Regions from separate parts of the Homo sapiens genome. Here region 2 is linked to region 1. Evidence: chromatin contacts called from ENCODE Hi-C or POLR2A ChIA-PET data. All regions are on one chromosome and are shown on one strand. The core of a region is the stretch at or near the end of the contact, and the rest is flanking DNA. Distances in the headings are between cores, read along the strand shown.

What was found. A loop is a pair of places that touch in the nucleus more often than their neighbours do. ChIA-PET counts read pairs that join two places held with the same protein, here RNA polymerase II (POLR2A). Pooled maps may share reads with other maps.
Region 2: a loop to region 1 is called in a map of endothelial cell of umbilical vein, with 7 times the contacts of the local background. The contact joins two enhancer-like sites. A Hi-C loop is called at or near these places in 1 of 168 maps with a recorded cell type or tissue (endothelial cell of umbilical vein) and 1 of 50 pooled maps. POLR2A ChIA-PET finds 5 or more read pairs at or near these places in 2 of 52 experiments (OCI-LY7 and RWPE1).

The regions. Positions count from the first base shown.
Region 1 is chr2:34,102,828-34,107,551 of GRCh38, forward strand. All of the region lies in intron 4 of LINC01317 (long intergenic non-protein coding RNA 1317), which reads left to right. Among named protein-coding and RNA genes, the nearest start is that of LINC01318, 38 kb to the left of the region's middle. Within about 2 kb of position 2,029, at least 3 of the 41 ENCODE cell types and tissues checked have a DNase peak (open chromatin) inside an H3K27ac peak, as active enhancers do; they include endothelial cell of umbilical vein, where a contact is called at or near this core.
Region 2 is chr2:35,500,653-35,504,988 of GRCh38, forward strand. No RefSeq gene overlaps it. Among named protein-coding and RNA genes, the nearest start is that of MIR548AD, 31 kb to the left of the region's middle. Within about 2 kb of position 2,844, at least 2 of the 41 ENCODE cell types and tissues checked have a DNase peak (open chromatin) inside an H3K27ac peak, as active enhancers do; they include endothelial cell of umbilical vein, where a contact is called at or near this core.

The DNA.
Region 1 (4,724 bases), core at 779-3,278:
TTTACTCATGACAGAAGGCAAAGCAGGATCAGGCATATTACATGGCAGGTGCAGGACTGGGGGTGGCGGAAGTACTAACACATTTTTAAACAACCAGATCTCGCGAGAACTTTATCACTATATAGTACCAAGAAGGCAGTGGTGCTAAACCGTTCATGAGAACTCCACCCCCATGATCCAATCACCTCCCACCAGGCCCCGCCTCCAACAGTAGGGAATTATGATTTGACATGAGATTTGGTGGGGACACAGATCCAAACCATACCAGTTCCTGTTGCATAGAATGTTGGGAAAGGTAGCATGCTTTGCACTGAACCTACACCCCACCAAAGGATCACAATTTAAATTAGCAATTAAAAAACTCTAAGCCTTCATAAAAACAGGTATTTCTCAGCTAACTTGTCCATAGACACTACTTTTACCCTCCTCAGTGGCTCTGTGGACATCTAATTGTAATCCAAGAAAATAAAGTTGCTGAAATACACTTTGAGGAATGCTAGATAGATTAGCAAGGCATTTAATAACAAGGGTTGTAATTATTTGTTCTAGGCAGAGTTCTTCTAATTGGGGTGGGTGAATTGGGAGAATAAACGTTGATTGAGCACTCGTTACAAATGGAACAGTGCACAACATCTCTTCTTAATGTTTAGCTGTTCCTAGAAGAGAGAGAATCTGAATCCTATTTTGCAAATGCAGATGCTGGGGTTCAAGAGAATAAAACGTCTACAGGCAGTCATGTAGCCTATCACATACAAGGTCTGGGCCCTTGGCACTACTTAACGTGCACTCTCATGTATAGAACCCTCAAAAACAAAATTGCTGACAGCACATTTTCACTTTTGTTATGAAAACATAGATTTCAAGAAAGGGCCCTGTAGAAGTTCTTGGAGAAAAATTAAGAGCCTATTCAAGTCTTCAAGTGAAGCTTTGAATATTGTAGGTTAGGCAGGGACACATCAATACTTTTATTAACTAGGGCCACTGAGGTTGAGAATGATGAGTGCTAGTTGAGCTGGATGTCAGACCAGAATACCGTCTGCCTTTTGAGATGAAATGACCACCTCCAGCTCCTAAAAAGAAACTGTTCCCAAGCTTTATTAATGTTCTGACTCCATCATTTGGATCCTGACTGGGTATGTGCCGCCTTGTGAGATTTTGATTAAAATTGTGCCTTCTGGAATTTTCTCCTTAAAGAAAAGGTAAGTACTCAACCAATCTCTGAAACATGCGTCAGCAATAGTTGATAAATACTTTAAAGATTTTATTTCCCTGAGATATACTGTAAGCAGAACAATTTAGGGAAATAATTTCTTAGGGGAAAAAAACTTATAGCTAGTTTACTGAGGACTCTGACGTATAATGGTAGTCTATATTTTGAGGACTGTCTTCTCTGTATTATATTTTAGGCCTTTTTTTGGAAAAATTGCTCTTGTGCTATAACCTGCTGGAGTGATTTTGAATAATAGTGTTAAGAAAAGGCAGTTTGTTGAGGTTCAGGGTTTTATTTGTTTCAGTTAGTAGGGAGAGCAGTATTAATATGTATTACAATTGCACAGTAAGAAAAACAGGATGTGTTTATTTTTTCCATGGGTATGATATATGATGTGGTTTCAAATCTCAAATGTTACTCAATTTCATATATACGGGCATTTAATCAAGATGGACTTTAAAATATCACATATGATATTACCAATTACTGTTACCATGAAAGGTGAGGAAGATTTCTTTAGTTGAATTATTTATAACCAAAATGGCCCAGATACAGGCTTGCTGCATGCTTTCTCCAGGAAAATGCCTCAGTCACCTTGTCATTGAATGACTGAGCCTTATTTCCCCTGTATTTCATTGTACTCCAACCAGCTCAGCCAAGCACAAAAGTGCAACCCCACAGACAACAGTTCATTGCACTTGGCAAGTCTTCCCATTAAGCAGGAATGTTTACCGTATTTATATTTGTGTATGTACTGTACTCATAAACATGCAAGCTGTACTCATTTCTGTTATGATTTGTGGCTTCTAAAATCAATCAGTCACCTAGATAACAGGCTACCTGGTTTCTTCCCATGCTATGATGAGGTATGAGTATATCTGTCTATGTGTATAGCTCAATGAGATTATTCTCATTTACTGCTACTCATTAGAATTCCTTAGCAATCTTAAAAAAGAACAAAAGCGGGATATTAACAGAACAATTACATCAGAATATCTGGCAGTGGGATGAGGGTATAATTATTTACTTACGTACTTGTTTTAGACTTTTTATTTTGGAATATCTTTAACATATATGTGGAAGTGAAAAAAATAAAATAATGAATCTACAGGATGATGTAACCATTGCTCAGCATCGACAATGTCTGATTCATTGTTAGACTTGTTTTATATATAGCCAACCCCACTTTCACTAACCCTTCCTTTGGGCTATTTGGATAGAAGTCCTAGCTATGACTTCATCTGAAAAATATCTTAGTGTGGATGTATGTGTAGTTAAAAGAGGATAATTCATTGAAAACTTGTAATACCATTAGGACACCAAAAGTTTAACTTACTTCTTTTGTATAATCAAATATCCTGTCAATGTTCGCACTTCCCAGATTGTCCCATATATTTATAATTTGTTGGCTCAAATCAGAATTCAAAGAAGGTATATTTATTGAGATCGGTTAATGTGTTTCTCACATCTTTTAAAATCTATAGCCTACGTCTCCATCTCTTTTTCTTGCAAAAAAGAGAGTGAGTCATTTGTTTGCAGTTTTCCAAAGGGTTAGGAATAATTGAATTTCTGTTACATCATTTCATGTGTTCCTCTGTTCTCTTTATTTCCTGTAAATTGATAGTTAGAGCTAAAAGCTTGGTAGAATTTAAATTGGATCACTTTGGAAAGATTGTTTTGTAAATGTTATTGGGCACACCCATCATTAGGCAAAATATTTCTGGTTGTTTCTCTTTTTGAGATATTAACAGCCTCTGATGATCAATGCCCAGACCCATTTTTGAATTAGTTTACAAAGTGATGCTATTCTAATTCAATTTTTCCTTTTACTTACTAGCTGCAATAGTTCATTCTATAATGAAGTTTTCCATCATCAACTATCTAATTACCCTGAGATTATATAGTTTATACAGTAAAGAAAGGAAAACTCCTTGATTCTTTTCTCTTATTTGCTAGTTTTCAAATGAGACCACATACCAGTTTCTTCCAATGAGGTTTAAAATTTGATATGATGAATGCATGAATTCTTAAATATGTGATATATTTTAATACTTGCAAATATTTTTCTTATTTGTGCTTAAATTGTCTCAACAATGGCCAGGGTATCCTCTTCATTTTGGATTCTGAGCCCTTTGGACACAATCCTAATAGTCACTGCTTTCTTGCTTTCTGGTATGAAGGCTCATCTTAAACATTCCTAAAAACAGCCATTTCTCTAAGAAGCCCTAGTTCCTTTTATGAGGAAATGTAATTAGAGACACAGATCTGATAGCTTGACATGCTCATTGTTACTAGATTGCTCATTTTAGAGCAGTTCACAGTAATATTGAGCAGAAGATACAGAGATTTCCCATGTACCTCCTTCCCCAACACGTGCACAGCCTCTCTTGTTACCAACATTCTCCACCGGAGTAGTGCATTTGTTACAATCTATGAACCTACCTTGACACATCATTATCACCCAAAGTCCATAGTTTACATTAGGGTTCACTTTTGGCATATAGTCTATAGGTTTGGACAAATGTATGATGACATTATCCACCATTATAGTATTATACAGCGTAGTTTCATTGCCCTAAAAATTCTCTGTGTTCTGCCTGTGTATCCATCTTCCCACTCAAACCCTGGCAACCACCAGTCTTTTAATTGGCTCTTTAGTTTTGACTTTTCAGAATGTCCTGAGGTTGGAATCCTACAGTATGTAGTCTTTTCAGATTGGCTTTTTTTCACTTAGTAATACGCATTTAAGTTTCCTGTATATCTTTTCATGGCTTGATAGCTCTTTTCATTTTAGTATTGCATAATATTTTACCTTCTGGATATATTACAGTTTATTCACCTACTGAAGACATCTTGGTTGCTTCCAAGTTTTGACAATTATAAATCAAACTGCTATAAACACTCATGTGCAGGTTTTTGTGTGGACATGTTTTCCACTCCTTTTGTTAAGTACCAAGGAGCTTGATTGCTAGATTCTATGGTAAGAATCTATTTAGTTTTGTAAGAAACTGCTAAGCTGTCCTCCAAAGTGGCTGTACCGTTTTGCATTCCTACCAGCAATGAATGAGTTTCTGTTGTTCCACATTCTTGCTGGCATGTGGTGGTGTTGTTTCTGGATGTTTACCATTCTAGTAGTTGTGTATTGGTATATCATTGTTGTTTTAATCTGCATTTCCCAGATGACCTATGACATGGAGCATCTTTTCATATGCTTCTTTGTTTTCTGTATATCTTCTTTGATGAGGAGTCTGCTAAGGCCTTTGGCACATTTTTTAATCAAGTTGTTTGTTTTCTTACTGTTGAGGTTTAAGAGTTCTTTATATATTTTGAATAATAGTCCTTTATTAGATATATCTTTGCTTTTTACAAATATTTTCTCCCAACCCGTGGCTTACGTTTTCATTCTATGACGGTGTCTTTTGCTGAACAGAAGTTTTTAATTTTAATGAAGTCCAGCTTATTATTTCTTTGATAGTTCTTGCTCTTGGTATTGTATCTGAAATGTCATTGCCAA
Region 2 (4,336 bases), core at 1,594-4,093, 1.4 Mb after region 1:
CGTCTGACAACATTTAATTTATTCAGGCCTACCTATGGCAGTTTTCTTCTCTAATTAGAACTCTCACACAGATAGAACACAATAATAGCCTGTAGTCCCAGCTACTCGGGAGGCTGAGGCAGGAGAATGGCGTGAACCCAGGAGGCGGAGTTTGCAGTGAGCCGAGATTGCGCCACTGCACTCCAGCCTGGGCAACGGAGCGAGACTCTGTCTCAAAAAAAAAAAAAAAAAAAAACACAATAACTTGCAGAAAAATTTTTAAAAAGCAAATGGAGAGAGAAGACAAGGGAAAATAGAAAAGGGGAAGAAGGAGGAGAAGGAAGCTGAGGAGGAGCAGGAGAAAGGAGATGACAAAGTCAGACTTACAGAACCAAGACGATTTGTATTTTCAATTTCCTATGAAATTCCCAAATGTTAATTTCAGGGGCAAGGAAATGATTGTGCTTATGCGAGTAAACTTTCTTAGCAAACTCAGCCCAGCCTTTAAAATCTTGAAATTCTTTGCACAAATTGCCTTCATTACTTTCTCCCATTTTCTAGCAATTCGCGAGATAAGTTTCTTGTTAGATATTCTTACTAATTTATGAAGGTGAGTCATCAAACATCGTTGTCTGATATATCTCCAGGGAAGTCTAATTATTTTTCAAGTACATTGTGACACGTCAACCTCTTAGTCATTGTATTCCCTTTATCCTATGTTAAATTCAGTTCGTCAAGCAACTGCTCAATTCCTACCTGCTTTGGCATTTACAGTCCTGATTTTGCACATATTTAACTGTTTTATACTTCTCATTCTTTTTTTAACCAACAACACCACATCAAATTTGTCCAATAATTTTATTAGATTTACAAGGCTCTCCTATATGCTAAACACGTTTTATTTGTGAGACTTAAAGGAATATATGCATCATTATCCTTACCCACTGTTTATTCATTTACATATTCTCTATTGTGTTTTTCAAGATTGCTATATTTATTATTTAAACTTAGCATCCTCTGACACATAGAAGCACATACGCCCTTTCAGTAAGCTTTATTGACTCTGTATACTGATTCTGTTTCTTCAATAGAGCTTAATCAAAACAAATAAAATGATATAACATTTAAGTTTCTTGTGTAAAAATGACACACATTCGGAATGTTCTAAGATAGAACTGTTGGTCCAGTTCTTCTTGTTTTATTCTACCCTTCAATCCAGAGTCATTTTGCTTCCAGAAGTATTTCTGCACATACATTAATTGGCCTCTACTTAACTGTAATATCCTCAGAGAATTATGCCAGTCTTCATTTTCTCTACTCCCTTTTCATGGAACTTTATATTTCTCTGAGCATATTTATTCTTGCCTTACTAATGGCTGCAAAGTGACTTTCACATTCTTTACTACTTTACCTCTGATTTCTGCATGGTCCATGCAATTCTGAGGGTTAGCCCATATGGGTCTCCTACTTTAATACATGGTGAAAATTAGATTTACTTGGTCATAAATGTAATACATTAGCCTCCATCTGCCATTATGTTGTTATGTTCAAATTATGAGACTCCTCTTGAAGCTATATTAACATAACAATCAAATCACGTAGTTTTAACTGAGATGGTATTATTTTGTGGTGGCTTAAATGTGTGATGGTTGGAGGTGGGGAGGCTGTATCTGCAGATCTTGGGGCAGGGGCTGAAGTCCCTGTTCCTAGGATCAGAAACTTTCCCCCTTAATTCTATTATTTGAAAACAGTCAGAATGCTATGATTGCTAATGTCTTCCATGACAAATCCTTATACAAGCTCATTTTGCTAAAGGATTCTATGTGGGGTTTCCATTCTACGGAAAGAAGTTCTGCTTCTACCAATGATTCATTTCAGCTAGAGGCAGAGCCCACATTTGTCCTTGGGAGTTGTGGGTAAACAGATGGTCCCCAAATGATGTTTGATTAAATGTCCATCAAATTTTTGTTTAACTGTTTACCTTCACAGTAAAACCTTCCCTGATTATCTTTTCTAAAATTCCAACTCTCTGACCTATCTTAGCAATTTTATAACACTTCCTACTCTTAGCAATTATATAACACTTCCATAGTACTTAAGACCTTCTAAAATGGTATTTACATTATTTTGTTTATTGTTTCTTTCTCTTCACTATAAGCTAAGTTAGCACAGTGTCTACTAATTAGTAAGTCTTCAATTGGTGTTTATTGAGTAAATTACCTTGAGGTAAGCCCAGTTGGATAAAACCCTTTAGAAGTGAGTTAAAATTGTTTTAAATGACTGCTGCAAACCTTTTCACAAATAAGGTGCATTGCTAGGTGATTCTTAGGCCTTACCAATAATTTGAATAATTTTTCAGAAAGCACTGATATTTTAATTAGGTCTCAGAACCCTCTAGCCCATATAATATAATGTAGAAACCCCAAATGATCTCCAAGTAATTTAGTGTTGACAGTTATCCTGACCTGAGATGATCTGGAGTTGGTTGAGCCCTCTTAAACCCTAATGCAATGTTCTGTTCTTTACACCATGAACAGATCCTTCCAAGGAGCGAAACTAGTTATTACAAAAATAAATTAGCCTCATGAAGAGATGAATATATAGTAGAAAACCACTGCTTATAATTGGCCCATCTTTCATCCATGAATTTTGAAACAGGAAAAAAATTAAATATATGTAGTCTCTCAACCTAGGCCCTCCTCAACCTAGAATTTTCACTCTCCTTAGGGTTAGAAAGAATAATTTCGTGGTAAGAGCTGAAAAGCTAGCCATACAAGCAACATGAAAATTAGCAATCCCCTGAAGGTCACAAAGGGGTAGACTCTCCGCTCTTTGACAATAGGATCTTGTTCCCTTCCTCAGGAAGTGCATATAAAAGTCTGAGCAAGCTGGCACAGATAAATCTCCTCATCCAATGATTATATCACCCATGTTCTTGCTTTAAAAGCTTGTAATTTTCACTTTATAAATTAGCTTTTGAGTTTGGGGTCATTACTTTTACTTTACTGCTTTGTTTAATTCATTTGGCAGTATTGGATATGAGAATCGATAGCTTGAAAAAATGTTTAAACAAAGATGATTCTCAATACGAAAATGTGGTTTCTAGTTAGAAGCATACTAAACTCTCGTGAGTCATCATTACATAAAGCCTTATTAGCAAATGCAGAGACAATAAAATGTATTATTTTAGTCCTCATTTTAATCATCAGTTCTACTAAAGATAAATCTGAATCACTGGCCTTAATCACTTAACTATTGAGAACTTATGTGGACTAAGTGACCCACCAGTTCATCTACCCTATTCATTCCTGCTTTGAGTTGGAATAGAGCCCAAATTATAGAAAAACAAAAGAAGTAAGCTGCAGGAAACTTGTGGCTAGTAATATAAATAAATCACTTATGTCAAAATAGATAAACAGATATGGCTCCATTACAAAATGAAAAAAAGACTTAATTTACAAAAGCAGGTGGCAGTTTTGACTTGGCCCATGAGTCATAGTTTGCCAACCTCAAGCTTTAATGAATAAAATATCCTAGAAGCAGAAATTATGAAATATTGTTTAATGCACCTACTTAAAGTATATATAGCTAATACATACAGTTCTAATTATGTTACAGTCATGTATCATACATTAATTCTAAATGTTTTATTCATATTAACATATTATTGCTCAGAACTCCTGTACTTGTTCTATTCAACAGAGTAGGAATTGGAAACATAGAGAAGTTAGGTAACCTGTCTATATCAGTTCATAGGACTGCAATGACAAATTACCATAAACTGGGTGGTTTAAGACAACATACATTTATTCTCTACATGTTTGGATGCTAGAAGTCTAGAATCAAGTAGTCAGCAGTGCTATGCTGTCTCTGAAAGCTCTAGGAGGTGATCCTTCCTCGCCTCTTCTTAGCTTTTCCTAGAATCCTTGGCATCTTTTTTCATTGCAGATGCATCACTGAAACTTCTGCCTCTGTCGTCACGTGACATTATCTCAGTGTGTTCCTATCTTTTCTCACCTTCTTATAAAGGCACCAGTCATATTGGAATATAATCTATCCTAATCCAGTATAATCTCATCCTAACAGAATTATGTCTGCCATAACCCCATTTCTAAAGGGTTGAGGGAAGGGGTTAGAACTTCAACATTTCTTTCTATGGACACAACTCAATCCACAACACTGCCTAATAAAATTTTACATTATATGAATAGTACATAGTCATGGGTGCATAACATCAATGATGTTTTCAGTATAAGCACAATTAAAAGAATATTTAATTTTTTTCATTTATAAAATATAGTTTCATAAATGTATAATGTTTAATAACTTTAAATATGTTTATTACAAAATAAAGGTC